2 separate regions of the Mus musculus genome follow, and region 2 is linked to region 1. A link is a loop called in an ENCODE intact Hi-C map of the cell type or tissue named here. Cell type or tissue: left cerebral cortex. All regions are shown on one strand.

Region 1 (8,000 bases):
CTGTCACCTGCTCTCATGGCACAGACCTCAAGGTCAACAGAAAAGTATTCTTAGGGAGCAGCAGATGTGAGCCCATTGAGATGACATAGTAGTCCTCAGAAAGAGGAGTATTCCTGAGGTCTGATGTACAGAGAGAACCATAGGCTAAAACCTCACATGTACACCAGACCACTGTGGACGTCAAGTGTGGAAGGTTCTCAAATACTAGCTGTGGCTCCTCCATGTGATCCATCTACACTGCTCCTGGTATTTATCCAGAAGACCACACGTCAGGATATCACAGAGATCCTTGTTTATCAGTGTTTACCACAGCAGTCCTTGCAGGAGCTGAGTTATAGGCCCAACCTAGGTGTCTAATAACAAAGGAAACTTGGTCTCTTGGCTAAGGAAAATGTGGAAACCAATATTATCTGAGACAATCACACTAAATGAATTAAGTCAGTCTCAGAAAAAAAAAATGAAAATTATGTTACCTCTCACATGTAGGTCCTAGATTTTATGCAGATACATAAGAACATGTATATTAACATGAAAGTAGACATGATATTACTGGCTGTCTATGAAGACTGACGGTGGGAAGGAGAGGAGAGAGGGCAGCAAGGGGTTTGTGTTTGTGCTCAACACACAGAAGATTCACATTAAAAACCATGACCCAGCATCCTCCACAGCTGGCAGTATGTCACTCAACTCATTAGCTAGCTGAGTAGGGTAACAGCTCTGTGAGAATCTTTGAGCTTTTTCTTTTATGATTTCTGTGACTGCAGGCCAGCACACAGATGTGAGAATGCAATATCCCTGTGTGTTTGTGACCAGCTCTTTTCCACCTGTGATATACCTCGCTGAGATGTCTCAGGAGATCTCGATTATTAGAGGCAATTACTAGGAGGACGATTATTAGGCTTTTTCTCAGAACCAACACCCGTGGGTTGACCAGATGACTAATAAAGCAGTTAACAGCAGAACTGTAGTACCTGCCAACCACCTATCAAGGCCTCTTGATAGACTGTGTGAAATGACTGTTGCTGCTCCCAGCCACCCTCTGATGGTTTTAGTGTTGGGAGGAAACCTAGAGACCACTGATGGCCAGGAATGTCTCTGAGAGGCCCCCTATCTAAGGGTATTCCAGAGCGTGGGTCCCTCAGCTTAAATCCCTCTGTCTTGACCTATTCACCCTCAGATGCAAAAAGCAGCATCTGGTTTGCCAAGAACACATTCAAACACATTTTCTAAAGGAAAAGTGATGTTGAAATATCTGCAAGCTTGGCAAGCTATCAAAGACTGTTGGGAGCAGAGACCCTTCTAGAATACCATACCTAAAGGGTCCCAATCAAGGAGGAAGCAAAAAAATCTTCATTTCCAGGTTTATCTCGGTTGTCTGAAGTGGTTAAAGCAAGCACATGTTACTTCGAAAACCCAAGGAGAAAGGAGTACATACTCTGAAGGTGACAACATTGTGGGCTGGCTTCAGACACTGGGTGTGAGCGTCCCAGGGGCACATTCATTACAGTATCTATTGGAGAACATGGCTGGGGAGAATTTGAATATCAGATTTCATGTGAACAGATGTTAAAACTAATGAAATAATATTTGTCCTGGCAACTTCCCCAAGGATAAACATGATTACTGATTAAAAAGACAGGGTGTCAGACTATAAGTCCTGGGCCTGCTGAAGCAGAAGGCCTGACCAGAAGACCTAGCTTCTCCCAGATTCCCCTTGCAGGCAGAGAGAAATGTATAGAACTCAAGGCTGCGGCTGGTTCTCAAGAAGAAACCAAAGATGTGGCTTAAGCTCCAAAACATGGCTCTGAAGTGGCCATAGGTGAAGACTGAAGTGATGGAAACAGCTCTAGCTGTTAGACACCCAACTTAGGTTGAAACTGCATCCCTGCTGTGGGAGAATAAGGGGTAGGACCCAGTGGTTGGTTTTAGCGTTGACTAGACCAGGATGGTGATGGTTGATTGTCATCTTAACAAGATCTGAAATCCCCTAGGAGGCAAGTCTCCAAGCACATCCGTGGGGGATTATTTAGTCTCTGCGCATGTCTGTGAGGAGTTATGTTGATTAGGTTAATTGAAGTGGGATGACCTAGCTTAACAATGGGGGGCACCATTCCCTAGGCCTGAGTCCTACACTGAATAAAAAAAGGGAGAAAGGAGGCTGAGTGTCAGCATTCAGGGGATGTAATGTCTCGAGCTGTTTCTAATTCCCTCTGTTTTTATTTCTCCAGGAGAAACCTATCCTTAAGTTGCTTGCTTTAGTCAGGCTATTTTAATCCAGCAAGAAAGTAAGACAGCCAAGAATGGATTAAGTCACTCATGGACTACTCATTCTCTCTCTCTCTCTCTCTCTCTCTCTCTCTCTCTCTCTCTCTCTCTCTCTCTCTCTCTCTCTCATGTTCTTTATACCTTGACTACAGCAGAGGCCTCAGCAGATGACTGTCACGGACTTCCTGGCCTTCAGAACCAACCCTTAGCCAAGTAACTCATTCTTTATGAATTACCTAACCTCCCCAACCAGAGAGAGGCATTTATAGCAGGCTCATGGCAACCGTTTTGTCCTAGGTGCATGCAGTGTGGCTGACCTTAGCAGACACTCTGCCCAGCTGGAGCCTGCTGGGACTCTCCCAGAACTTGAGTATACATAGTCCTGTCCCCAGAAGACTTCTGTGAGCCTGTGGGGGGTGGTGGTGGGGTGGACCTTAGAGTGTGCAGAGAAGAACCCAAGGGCAGTGTCATTCTTAGAAAGTTAACTTAAGTTCCACCAAATGTCTGGAAAGGGAACTTGGGAGACAGCTTGGTTTTGCCACAGAAGAACGAGGACCTGAGTTTAATGCCTAGAACTTATATTCAAAACAAAAACAAAACAAGAAGAAAGTCCATGCAGATATAGATATGGTGGTGTGCATCTATTATGCCCGGGCTAGGGAAGCATAGGCAGGAGGATACTCGGGGTTCACCAGCCAGACACCCTAGCCTCAGTGAGCACAAGCCAGTGAGAGACACTGTCCCAACAAAGTGAGTGACTTTGGAGGATGATGTCAACTCATGATGACCTTGGGCCTCCACAGACAACACATATGCATGTAGACTGGCACATATGCAACAGACACACACATACACAGACCACACACACACACATATATATATATATATATACATATATATATATATACACTATATACCACATACATACACACACACACACTATATATCACATACACACATAATACATACCACATCACACACACATACACACACCACATACCACAGACATGCATATGCACACACTCCACACACATACATACCACAGACATGCGCACACACACAACACACACTACATACCACACACACACACCACCACCACCACCACCACTACACACAATACATACACACATACACATGCCACATTCATTCCATATATACTACATATCACACACACCACACATGCACACATACACACACATATACACACAGTATATATCACACACAAACAATACATACAAGACCACAGAACAGACATGCAAACACATACATACCACCACACACACAATACACACACACATATATACCACTGTCACACATCATACATACTACATATCACACACATTACACGCACACACACATATACACACACCACATACCACAGACATGTATACAATACACACACACATACCATATACCAAAGACATGTATACACATACACCACACACCACATACCATACACACACACACACACACACACATACACACACATACATGGACACATGCACACATGCACACATGCCTAAGAAAAGAGTTCCTGGCTGTGACACTGAAAACATGAAATTGTAAGAGGATGCTAGGATGTTTGCAATCTTTCCTGACTATGTCAACATTCCTCGGCTCCGCAGCTTCTTCTCTGTGGCTATTTTCTCCATCACTGGGAATAGACATGAAATGTGCCCTTTGTCTAAAATTCTCTAATTTAGAGTTATAATTGTTTTGTTTGTTTGGTTGGTTTGGGGATTTTTTTTTGAGGTGCCAATATAACTGTTTCTATAATTGCTGTTGAGAGCTCATTGGATTCCAAGAACCCTCTAAACTTCAAACAGAAAAAAGAAACCCTTGCCTGAGAGCATATAAGTTGCTACAGCTGTTCTCTCTAAAAATGCCTGTGACTTGTTTTTCCAGAAGAGGAAAGTGCAATACACTTTTTAAAGAGCCTAGAACTCTCATAAAAATAGCTACTTTTGTCAACATGGTTTTATTGGGTTATGAGAAAAACAAGAAAGCCATTATTTCCATGTCTTAAATGCTCAAGTAATTTATGTCCTCCACAGTACTGCCCATTAAAGCACAGGTATGAAACAGTGTTGCCAGAGACATGAGCACAGGGAGAAAATGCTCACCGTGTGATGCTGACTGAAGGCAAGCAAAAGAAAAGCTGCCCACATAGAGTCCTTGAGATCCAGATAATAATATCATTTTAAGTGTCAGCACAATTTACCAAACCTGTGCTGTGTGCCAGATTATCAGGTACAAGGTAGCACTTGTTTACATCAAATCTCTACAGGACAGGAAGGTGTTATTCTCATTTTCTAGATGAGAAAACGGGTTTTGGGGGAGCCAAAAATCTTCTCTTATTTGGAAAAACCCGTGTTGGAACTTTGTACCCCTCAAAATTCCCAAACCAGAAGCACCAGCATCTCCTGGCAGCACCAGCACCTCCTGACAGTACCAGCATCTCCTGACAGCACCAGCATCTCCTGACAGCACCAGCATCTCCTGACAGCACCAGCATCCCCTGACACTCAGACCCACGCTGACCTCAAAGCATGGATTTTCACCTGCTGCCCAGGCAACTTGCACACACATTCAGCTTCAAGCAACATTCCAGTTCTAAGCTACTCTAGGAAGAGGAAGAACCCTGCATCTGACTGTTAGTGGTGATCAGCTGTGATTTTAATCATCTCATTTGCACTTTTCTGTATTTGGCAAACAGCTTCCATCATATGTTCTGTCTATAATAAGAGAAGCATTGAAACGAGTGAACCAGCTAGACTTGTTGACGCAACAGTATGTAGCTCTATAAAAATCTTACATGGGAGCCAATTCTTTCTCTCCATCCCTTCCACCACCAGCAGCAGCTGCAGATTTAGGAAGCTCAATTACAATGTTCAGTATAAACAGGAAAGGGTTAATCTACCCTGGGGATGATGCCACCGTCAGGGAGTTACCTGGTACAGATTTTTTTTTTCTCGTTCCAGATGGTTGTGAGCCACCATGTGGTTGCTGTGATTCGAACTCCAGACCTTCGGAAGAGCAGTTGGGTGCTCTTACCCACTGAGCCATTGGCACAGATGGTTAAAGAAGCCTGGTGTTCACCCACCTGGACAATCGGCTGATCAGGGCAGCCAGTGTGTATGCCCTCTTCGGGGCCAGCTGTCCCTTCCCAGGCGGCTCCACTGTGAGGCCACAGACTGGAGTGACAGGAATTTCACTGTTTCCTCCAGTTGGTTCAGGCAATGAGCTGCTGAGAGAGTGAGAGGGTGGGCCACGGTGGGCATCCGTGAGAGGACTAACAGCACTGTTACAGCCTGATGCTAGAAGCCTGGCCCTCTAGAGCCACTGATCCATACCTTCTCTCTGCCCTGTATGACAAAAAAAAAAGATTCCTGATGATGAGAGAGATCAAACTCTGTCCCATCAGCCTCCCCATGCTGTTCTCGGCTACCGTTCCACATTCATCAAAGCATGCCAGGAAGTGATGTCCTTGTAAATCCACCTTAGGTCTGATGGGGTCCCCAACTTGTCTGAGTATCATCTCCTTTCCTTGATGACCAAAGAAGAGTCAATAGGAATCCTTATGACAGAGAAAAGGGCCAGCCAGGCTTCTCTAGACCCAATATCAGGACTGTGACTGACTGGTCATTCGCCTGCTACAAAGACCCTTGAGGAGGTTTTGCTTTGGGTGTAAGTGTTCCTGGGCCTCTCCAGGAGATGGTGTTTTAAAGATGAGGAATTTAGAAGTGGCCCTGATTTTCTTTCTGTGCCAAATGAAGGTCATTTCAGCAAGGGGATGTCCGGGATATAGTGTGACTCCCAACTGGGTTGTCCATTCCCAACATCTGGTACCCCATGGGCTCCCCAGAATGTGATCAGCTCTTCTTTGGAGATTCCAGGCAGTGTGCCCATGTGAATGGCTTACATGGGCAGTGCAGCATGAACCATGCACAAGAGGGCCCAGGGCAGTAGAAAATCAAGAGACAGGAGGTTATCAAAGAATAGTCTGGAATTACAACCCAAGGTACCTGTTTCTGTCACTTGTGGTGATAGCAAAACCAAGTGGCCCTCAGAGGAAAGATGTGCAGGCCGGTTGCTTGTTTCTAGGAACCTATGTTAAGGTGTTCCCTAAATTGCAGGGTGATTGGGAGCATAGGGGATTTGTAAGGTTGCAAAGACCCAAGGTAACAGCCATATAAAGTAGGGAAGGGACTACAGATGCATCCACATGTCAGGGGCCTGGGTCAGGGCTGGGGTGGGGTATGGGGATAAGACGTCCCAGAGAGCTTGGTAGGTTCTGCATAGTGATACTGATATTTTGATTTCATGCTCTTGGCCCAGTACTTGTTAGAGCAGCCCTAAGATGGGGCTGAAGGTGCCAAGGAGAGATTTGAGTATCTTATTTATTCTCCAAATGGTAGGAGCTAGTGAGATGGCTCAATGGGTAAAAATAAACAAACAGACAAACCAACAACCCACAAACGCTTGATCACCTGAGATCAGTTCCTAGAATCCATTTGAAAGCCAGATGTGGGGGGGTCCCCTCATCTCATTATAGCAAGAGTGGAGGGGGATGTCAGTTCCTGACAGTTGTCTTCTGAGCTCCACTCACACACATACACCACGCATATACACAGTGGTAACAGATGAAAATAAAGCATCTATAAAAGGTTTATAAAAAGAAAATAAAAATGAGAAAAGAAAGGAAGGGAGGAAGGAAGGAAGGAAGGAAGGAAGGAAGGAAGGAAGGAAGGAAGGAAGAAAGGAAGGAAGGAAGGAAGACAGGCAGGCAGGCAGGCAGACAGACAAATAGACAGACAGACAGACAGACAGACAGACAGACATAAAAAGGGAGTAGCCAAGGAGAGAAAGACTTGAAACAGATAGGAGGGGCCCAACTGTCAAGAAGGCAGACATTGGTCCCGCTGAGCAGAGACTCCAAAGTAGTAGTTCCAAAAGAAAATTCTGCCCATCCCAACTCCTCCAACTCCACTACCTCTTTCCCCAACCCCAGGTCCTTGTTATCTTTCTCCTTCCTTCCTATAAGCTATACTCCAGGACAGGACTGAAGCAGAGGAGACACCTGAATACTTTGTGGTTGGGCCAGCTAGATTGATAGCTCATCCTTTAAGGAGTCCCAGACTAACAGCTGGATGATACCGTATCCATTGGTCTCTGGGAACCAATAAAGGAGTTCTAAAATCTCTGTCTGTCTCTCTCTGTGTGTGTCCTCTCTCTGTGTGTATCTGTCTCTGTCTGCCTCTCTCTCTCTCTCTCTCTCTCTCTCTCTCTCTCTGCCTCTCTCTCTCTCTGTCTGCCTCTCCCTCTCTCTGTCTGCCTCTCTCTCTGTCTGCCTCTCTCTCTCTGTCTGCCTCTCTCTCTCTCTCCCTGAACCTCACTCTCTGTGGTTCCTGAATTTCATTCTTCAGATTTGCAAGAAAAACAAACAAACAACCCTGAAATCTGAATTACAGTTGAGAATGGCTTTGGTGGCTTCATTAGTTTGAATGAGATGTCCCCCATAAGTCTCAGATCTTTGAATACCTGATCCTAGGGAAGTCTCACTTTTGTTTTCTCCTGATTCAACTAACCAGTTTCCAGAGAGAGAGAAAAAGACATATGACCACTGTAATCCAGCCCCGAGATGGGCAGGGAGCTTTTAACATCAAAACCCATCTTAGGCATCCCTAGTGGTGTTATGGTCTGACCAGCTTTGATGGGCCCAAGTTCCTGCCAGA
Region 2 (8,000 bases), 130 kb before region 1:
AGCTGCTCTGGGTAGACCCAGCCTGATAGTAAGCATGCTACTTCACGGCTTTATGCTGAAGAGTGTGGAGAAAAAGAAAAGAGCAGAGGAAGCTAGCTAAGGACCAGTCTGCTGGATTCACTTCTCTCTGCTCTCAACTGTGGACATGATTAGCCGTAGAAGTTCCCGCTGCCTTGACTTCCCCACAATGGAGGACTTCAACCCGGAATTGTAGGCTGAAATCAATGCCATTTCTCTGCTAAGTTGCTTTGTGTTGCAGTATCTTACCATAGCAACAGAAATGAAACTAGAACAAACAACTGTCCTCCCTGTGCAGCCAACTCTGCTCTCCTAGAGCTCTCTTTAAATCTCACCAGACATGAGATTTAAAGGATGTTGAGGTGGGCAGCCCTAGGCATTGAGGGGGTGGGGCATGGTTGGGTGGAGGTGTGGGTGTGGGTGTGGTGGAAGCCCAATAGAAGTGCTAATCTAGCTAAACATGAGTTGAATATAGTAATCCCCGCCTCTTCAGGTCTCTGTAACCCTGGAAACACTCCTCTCCCTTTCTAAAGGAAGGGAGAAATTGAGCTAACCCTCACCCAAGCTAGGGATCTACATGGAGAGCAGGGTTTTGTGTGTGACTCAGCCAACTGGGTCACCCTCATGCCTGGGAGAACTTTGATAGTCATCACAAGCTATGATCCCCATGAACCAAGTCAACCAAGTCAAAAGAAAACATTTTACTGGGGGCTTGCTTATAGTTTTGGAAGTTTAGTACAATATCTTTATGACAGGGAGCATGGTGGCACACAGGCAGACACAGGTGCTGAGAGTTTTACATCTGGATCTAGGGGCAGCAGGAGGAAAGAAAGCCACTGGGCCTGCCCTAGGCTTCTGAAACCTCAAAGCCCACCCCAAGTGACATATTTCATCCAACAAGGCCACACCTCATAATGCCTCTCCAGTAGTGCCATTTTCTAAGGGGCACACACTCAAATATATAACCATGTTCGATCAATCACACAAGCTTTCAGACTTAGTCACTGTTTGATTGCTGTGAAGAGACACCATGACCAAGGCAACTCTTCAAAAAAGAAAGCATGCAGTTGGGGGGCTGCTTACAGTTTTAGAGAGTCAGCCCATGCATCATGGTATGAAGCAGACAGGTAGGGCACCAGAACAGGAGCTGGGAGTTTTACATCCCGATCCACAGGCACAGTGAGGAAATACTGGATGAAAGCAAGAGTGAAAAATAGCAGGGCAAGCTTCAAGTTCTGCACCCCTGTATCTGATGCCAAAGCGTTCTTTAAATCTCCCATTCCCTCCAGCTTTGTTGACACACTTTTCTCTCTTGGGGCCAGTTCCACATGCTGTTTGCAGCTCTCTCTGGCAGGTATCCCATGCCAAGGACATCTTTAGCATCATGGGTCTCAATGCAATTCCGACTTCCCCTTCACAGCTGCAAGCAGTGGCTTTTCTGGGCCTCCGTGCAGGGATGCCCCTAACATAAGCCTGGCCTCATCAGCTTTTCTTAACAGTGAAGAAAGATTCCAAAACCTCTTTCCTGTATCCTTTGTAACTAAATTCAGAACCACATAGCTGAAGCTGCCAAATTCTTCTGCTTGTTAGGACTGGAACCTGGGCCCCTCCTTGAATTACATTTGCATAAGCTTCTCCTGTTGATAGTTTTCTTTGCTGCTTAAAATGATTTTCTTTAATTCCTTCTTACAGGTTGGAAGCTTAGCTGGGTGGGGTCTTTCCCTGAGGGCACCACCATTCTGTATTTCATTTTAAATTAGATTTTTCTCTAAACTCTAATCTCCTTGAGCGTATGACTTAGTCCCAGTATTACATTTCCTGGTGCTCTCTTTCTCCTCAAGATGTACATTTTGTATTTCCCTATTGACACCGTCAATATTAGTGTCTTAAAAATCCCCTGTCAATGATGCCAGTCCAAAACTCTTTAATTTAGCCTCGGGGAGTCTTTAGACAAGCAGCTACATTCTTTGCCAAAATATCATGAGAATGTTCTCTATGCCAGCTGCTAATATTTTTTCCCCTTTGAATCTCTTAAGAGCCACAGGACTCTACAGTATAAATCATACTCAGCACTACCATCTTTCATGCTTCTGTTAGTGTGGCCCACTAAGCCCTGCTTAAAACATTCAAGTAGTTTCTAATACAAAGTCCTAAAGCCTTCCATATTCTTCTGAGAAACAGAAAGGCCAACTCTTTCACAGCAATATCCCACTCCTGGCACCAATTTCTGTCTCAGTTACTATTCTATTGCTATGAAAAGGCACCATGACCAAGGCAATTCTTATAAGAGAAAGCATTTAGTTGGAGGATTTTGAGGCTTAGTCCATGATCATCATGGTGTGAAGTAGACAGGAATGGCACTGGAGCAGTAGCTGAGAGTCTTACATTCTGATCCATAGTCAAAGAAAAAGACTGGCCCTGGCATGGGCTTTTGAAACCTCAAAGCCCACTCTCAGTGACACAACTCCTCCAACAAAGTTACATCTCCTCCAGCAAGGCCACACCTCCTCTAACAAGGCCACACCTCCTCCAAGAAGGCCACACCTCTTCTAACAAGGCCATGCCTCTTAATCCCTCCCAAATAGTTCCCCTAACTGGAGACTAAACATTCTAACATTTGGACCTATGGGAGCTATTCTATTCAAACCAGTATACCTTCCCTCACAAGTGGGAGGAAGAGGGCATGTGTGCTATAAGCACCATCTGAAAGAGCAGCGTGGGGAGGGAATCCTGCCCATACTTGGGTGGGCTCACCATATCCTGGGCATGTTCCTTTAACAGCACAGCAAGGCGTTCTTCAGAGCTGTCCACCTGGCCTTGCCCCAGCCCCTCCTGTCTGCATTACTGGTGGCCTTCTGGGATGGGTGGAGGGAGATTTGCCAAGCCTCCCATAGACCATATGCTAACTGTTCCGCATGTGGTAAATTCATGAGGAAGTGGCTAATTAATCACTAGAAAGTTCTTCCCAAACAAATCTACAAAAGAGCAAGAATCATACAATGCCCCCGTGGCTGTACTCAGTTCAGCTGTTCCTGGTGCTGAGCAGATGGCTTCGGCCAGGGACAATGTGACTGTTTGAAATAGCCCAGCCGACTGTTTATTATCGGCGCCTATGATGATTAGACACCATGATTCACCCACATGGACGGATGTCATCCGCTTGAATAATGAGGCACATTTGTCTATAAGCACGGCTGGTTGGTACGTGGTGATGTTATGCTAAAAGATTCCTATGCAGTAGAATGGGGGCTGGGTAGCGGGTAAAGGGTGCTAACTCTACAAGGCAAATGCAACTTTGAGATATTTTCGTTTTCACGGTTACCTTAAAAGCCTGACACAGATCCCTGCTCCTTGTCTGAAGTTGTCATGTTCTCATATTCCTGTATCCAGCCTTCGAAGAAGAAGGAGGAGGAGGAGGAGGAGGAAAAGGAAAGGGAGGAGGATGGAGATGGAGAAGGGGATGGGGGTAGGTAGGGGAAGGGGGAGGGGGAGAGGGAGGAGGAGGAGGAGAAGGAGAAAGCACACACAAACAAAAAACTCCCCAAAACAAAAATCCCTGAAATCATCCTTCAACAAGACTGACCAGGGCACCCTAGTACACAATGCAGACTTCAACCAACACACATAGCCACACAGAAACTATGAACACCATGTCCGAAGGACAGAAGTCAGAAGTGATGTGCACTGTGATCTGGCTGGTGACATTGCCTCAGGTGACCTGGATTTCCATCTGATGTCCCAGTGAAGGCCACTGATGTAATGATTTTAAAGAGCAGCGGTTTGTTTAGCTCATGATGCTGGAAGCTGTGAAGTTCCAAGAGCTCATGAGAGTTCAGTGCTCACCCTCTGCAGGGGCTGCACACTGTGCCTTACCACAGCTTAGAGGAAACATCACAGGTGAGACATAGCCAGGGGACCAGCAGGTCTCCCTTCTTACAAAGCCACTAGTACCATCACCGTGCCCATTGTCAAGACCTCTTCTGTTCCTGATTCTGTCCAAATACCACTACATGCGACCATGTTTGCAACACTGAGGGGAACTTTCAAGCTACAACACACAGATACGAATATTCAGCAATCAAGCTGGTGAATGGTAAATGATGGGGGCCTCCAACCCACTGTTGGAGGGGAAACATGGAAATGAGCAAGATGTGTGGATGACCCACCGATACAGGGTCAGAGCTGGAAATGGCACTATGAACTCAGATGTAAGCTGTGGAGACAGACACATACAACTAGGAATGAGAACTGACTCATTGTGGTGGTTACAAGTTCTTCCAGGAGGAGGAGCCTGGTTCTAATGTCATTTTATGATAAAAGGAAATCAAAACTTCACCTGAGAATTGTCTGACATGTAACAAGAAAGATTGGACTCATCAAGTATTTATCTGCCACACATACCAGTACACCAAGAACACAGTTGAACATACCACATGCACCTCAGTAAGTGTTTGCATGGTCTTTGACTGGGGCCCCTACCTGGCAGATCTGAGGGGAATAGACAGAATATCCTGTGGTTCATGAGTACTCTCTTCTCAGCCTCATTTTGGATGGCCATCTTTCCTCCTCAGTCGGAGCCATACATGTGACTGGCGGGACAGATGGGTCTATGGTGTGTGATGTTGTGTGGAAGTAGCTTACAGTCTTGGTGGAAGAGATGGGGAGGAGGCATCTGAGACTGTAATGAGTGATGAAAAGACTTTCACTAGTCTTCCAATCATTCACTGGCGGCACAAACACCTGCTGTGTTGCCCTGTGTAATTGGCATGATAGGAAACACATATGGAATGATGGATGAAACTGAAGTGCACAACTTAAAAGGGAATTGGTTGGGGCATGATCTGAGATGATGATCCTCAAACAAAATGGAGCGAGACTAAATGACAGATTTGACAATGAAAGTGCAATTACGGGAGACCACTTGTCCTTTGAAAGGAAGCACCCCTTGCTGTGTTTTGCTGTCTATAAAGCTGCCTTAGAAACAGCAATAGTAACCCTGGTACAAAGCCACCTAGCCAGGTAGGTATCCCAGATCCTTAAATGGTCAATCTCAGCTTGAAAATACATTGCATTAAATGTTGAAAACTGATACTTTTGATTGGGATTTGTTTAAGGATGACAATTCAGATTATAGGTGCACCAACCATCAGAAGGATGCAAGGAGGGTCCTGCTAGGAACAGTTCCAACCAGCAATAAAAGAACCTATCCCACAAAGAGGGCAAGCCACCAGTGCTGGGTGATAATGCCATCCTTGGGTGGGTACAACCACAACCTGTTTTGATAGCTGTTGGTGGGGCTGTTCCAATGACTTCCGGTGAAGCCTTGCTTCTGTCTCATACAGCTTTAGAGGGGCAGCCAAGGCAAACTATGCCTTGGCTCAACCTTCGAAGGATCATTTCGACAAAAGCCATGGAGAGGAGGAGCTATGTCCAGCCTGGATACCTCCCCTACTCCCCTGAGTTCAATCACTGGATAGTCAGGACTTACAGAAGCCAGGAAGCAGACAAGCAGAGTACTAGGGAGTGACAAAGCCCCCATCCTTGGGGCTGTCTACTTAAGGGCAGAGGTGGGCTGGTATTTCCTCACTGATTGCCAATCTCCATGCTTCACAATACAGGAGCAGACACACTAGAATTTGAGGGTTATGTGGGGTAGTAATGACTGAGTATATCCTTGATTTTATGACTTTAGTGAACTCTCAACAGTCATGGAGTCTGTAGGTCCTGGTTGCCCTGTTGGGCATTGTACATACCGGCTACTGCTTCCAAACATGTATCTATAGAAACAGCCTTCCTCATCCCCAACAAGAGCTCAAGTCAAGGAGGCTTTCTCTTCAGTCCTAGCCAGCCTCCAGAACATTTCTCAGATGATTTATTAGGTCTTCTCTCAGGCATTGCCACAGCCCTCATGGCCTGCTCGGTATTCCTCAGGTGGAGGTGGCTCTGTGATTACTGGCTAGATCAAGTCACCCTCAGCTACAAAGCTGTGTGTATGCAGATGGCTCTACTCATCATGATGAACCCTTAGCAGTCAGGGACTATCTGTGGTACTCGGAAAGCATAGCACAGGCTGGTTCAGAGAGTCACCACTTACAGCATGTCTAACTTACACAATCCTGCCATCTTGTCCTCATCTTCCTTCTCTCTGGTCCTCCTGACTCAGAAAAGCAACCACTGTTCATGGGGTGACCCATGCAGGGGGGGAGGGAGAGAAAGACTGCAGGTTCACTGCCCATGCTCATGCCTGTCCTTCTGCATGTTTAGACTGTGGGACTCCCCAGACCCCAGGCTAGAATGCCAACCTCGGTGTCTTTTTGTTCAGCATGAAGCTTGCACGTGGCAGATACCAAGCTAAGGTTTGTGCCACCAGGGAATGACTGGAAGATGAATGAAAGTCTTTCCATCACTCATTGCAATCTCAGATGCCTCCTCTCCATCTCTTCCACCAAGACTGTAAGCTACTTCCACACAGCATCACACACCATAGACCCATCTGTCCCGCCAGTCACATGTATGGCTCCGACTGAGGAGGAAAGATGGCCATCCAAAATGAGGCTGAGAAGAGAGTACTCATGAACCACAGGGTAATCTGTCCATTCTTCTCAGATCTGCTAGGTAGGGGCCCCAGTCAAAGACCATGCAAGCACTTACTTAGTAACTTCCATACATGTGTGTGTGTTTGCTTGGGTTTTGACAAGCTTGACCTGGTCTTGAACTTGCTGTGTAGCTGAGGATGGCCTTGAACTTCTGATCCTCTTGCCTCTACTTTGGACATGTGCCTTCAAACCTGGCTGATTTTGTGTGTCTCCCCTAAAGCCAGAACCTGAAAAAAACTGAAGAGGACCACACAGGGGACTCACCAGGGCATTCTCTCTATGTGTGATCGACCCAGTTCAGCAGCTGTTCAGAGAGCCATTGATCTCCACCAGAAAGAGTCTTAGTAAGTGCAGGCAAGGAAAGGATCCCAATGGAAAGACCAAAGAATGAGGAGATGAGAGGGCCACCCAGATCTGTCTACATGCGTGTGGCAGGGTTGCAGAGCCCCTAACCTCATCCCAAGAGTCTACTTATGCCTAGACTAGGAATCCATTCTCCCATCCCAGATGTCTTCAGGTATCTGATAGATGTTAAACACAGTGGCTGCCAGTGGACAGTTGGTCCAGAGAGGGGCTAGGAGCGGGACTGGTTTGGTAGCCTATTTCTAACCAGATCATTAATTCACCCAACAAATATTTATTGACCAGAAAATGGCTACTTGGAGAGCTACTTGGACTTGAAATCTCTCCGTATATCAATTCTCAGACTCTCTCTCTCTCTCTCTCTCCTTCGCCCCCCCCCCCAAGAAAAGATTCTTGGGGTTTACAGTTGACCTGGGAGGGAAGATTGCAAGTTGGCAGCTATAAAGGAATGCTCCAACTCTGCACATAGTAGGAGGGACCCAAGAGCATGGAGAAAGCTGATTGCCTGAGGGGGGGGGGATGACAGCTCAGGGGACCACACCTCAGAGGCCCTCAATTCCGAGGAAATGGACTGTTTTACTGTAGCGGAGCTCTAGTGTTCTACAAGGCTGTAATGGAATAATGGCTGCAGATTCCTGGCTGCCTCATTTCCCAGCGATCCTGTGTCTTTCTCAGCTGTTTCTGGTGAGCCTGTAACATGGCAGCCTCTCGAGTTTCTTTCCTTGGCCCTTTGTGACTTGATCCTCCTGATTAATGGTTCCCTGTCTGCCCTACAGAGTTTAGCAGCAGACATGACTGTGCTGTTCTGGATTAGCAAACCAAACAACAGAACTTCATTAAAGCTCTGCCTAACTGAAATGTAGATTCTGAGCAAGACTCCGGGGGTAAAGACCAGGGGCTTTGGGATATCTGTATTGTTCAATGTCTCACCTTCCCTCTCTTTCCCTACCAGGGTCCTACCAGGTAGGAAGACTGTCTGAATAACAGAGGGATGACAGACTTCATATTTCCCTACAGTAAGAA

What was found. A loop is a pair of places that touch in the nucleus more often than their neighbours do. Peaks named below come from ENCODE experiments on the same cell type or tissue, not always from the same donor. Only the 100,000 strongest peaks of a DNase experiment are listed, where the experiment ranks them.
Region 2: it touches region 1 in a loop (2.1-fold over the local background); 2 of 42 quality-filtered maps call a loop at or near these places.

What each region holds. Positions count from the first base shown.
Region 1 is chr1:90,353,756-90,361,755 of GRCm38, reverse strand. All of the region lies in intron 1 of Gm34992 (a long non-coding RNA gene), which reads right to left. Among named protein-coding and RNA genes, the nearest start is that of Gm34992, 20 kb to the right of the region's middle. In left cerebral cortex, no CTCF peak of the experiment used is centred here; a DNase peak (open chromatin) is centred at 4,975.
Region 2 is chr1:90,481,591-90,489,590 of GRCm38, reverse strand. All of the region lies in intron 1 of Gm28722 (a long non-coding RNA gene), which reads left to right. Among named protein-coding and RNA genes, the nearest start is that of Gm28722, 18 kb to the left of the region's middle. In left cerebral cortex, no CTCF peak of the experiment used is centred here; DNase peaks (open chromatin) are centred at 416, 1,450 and 3,073; H3K27ac peaks cover 1,234 bases.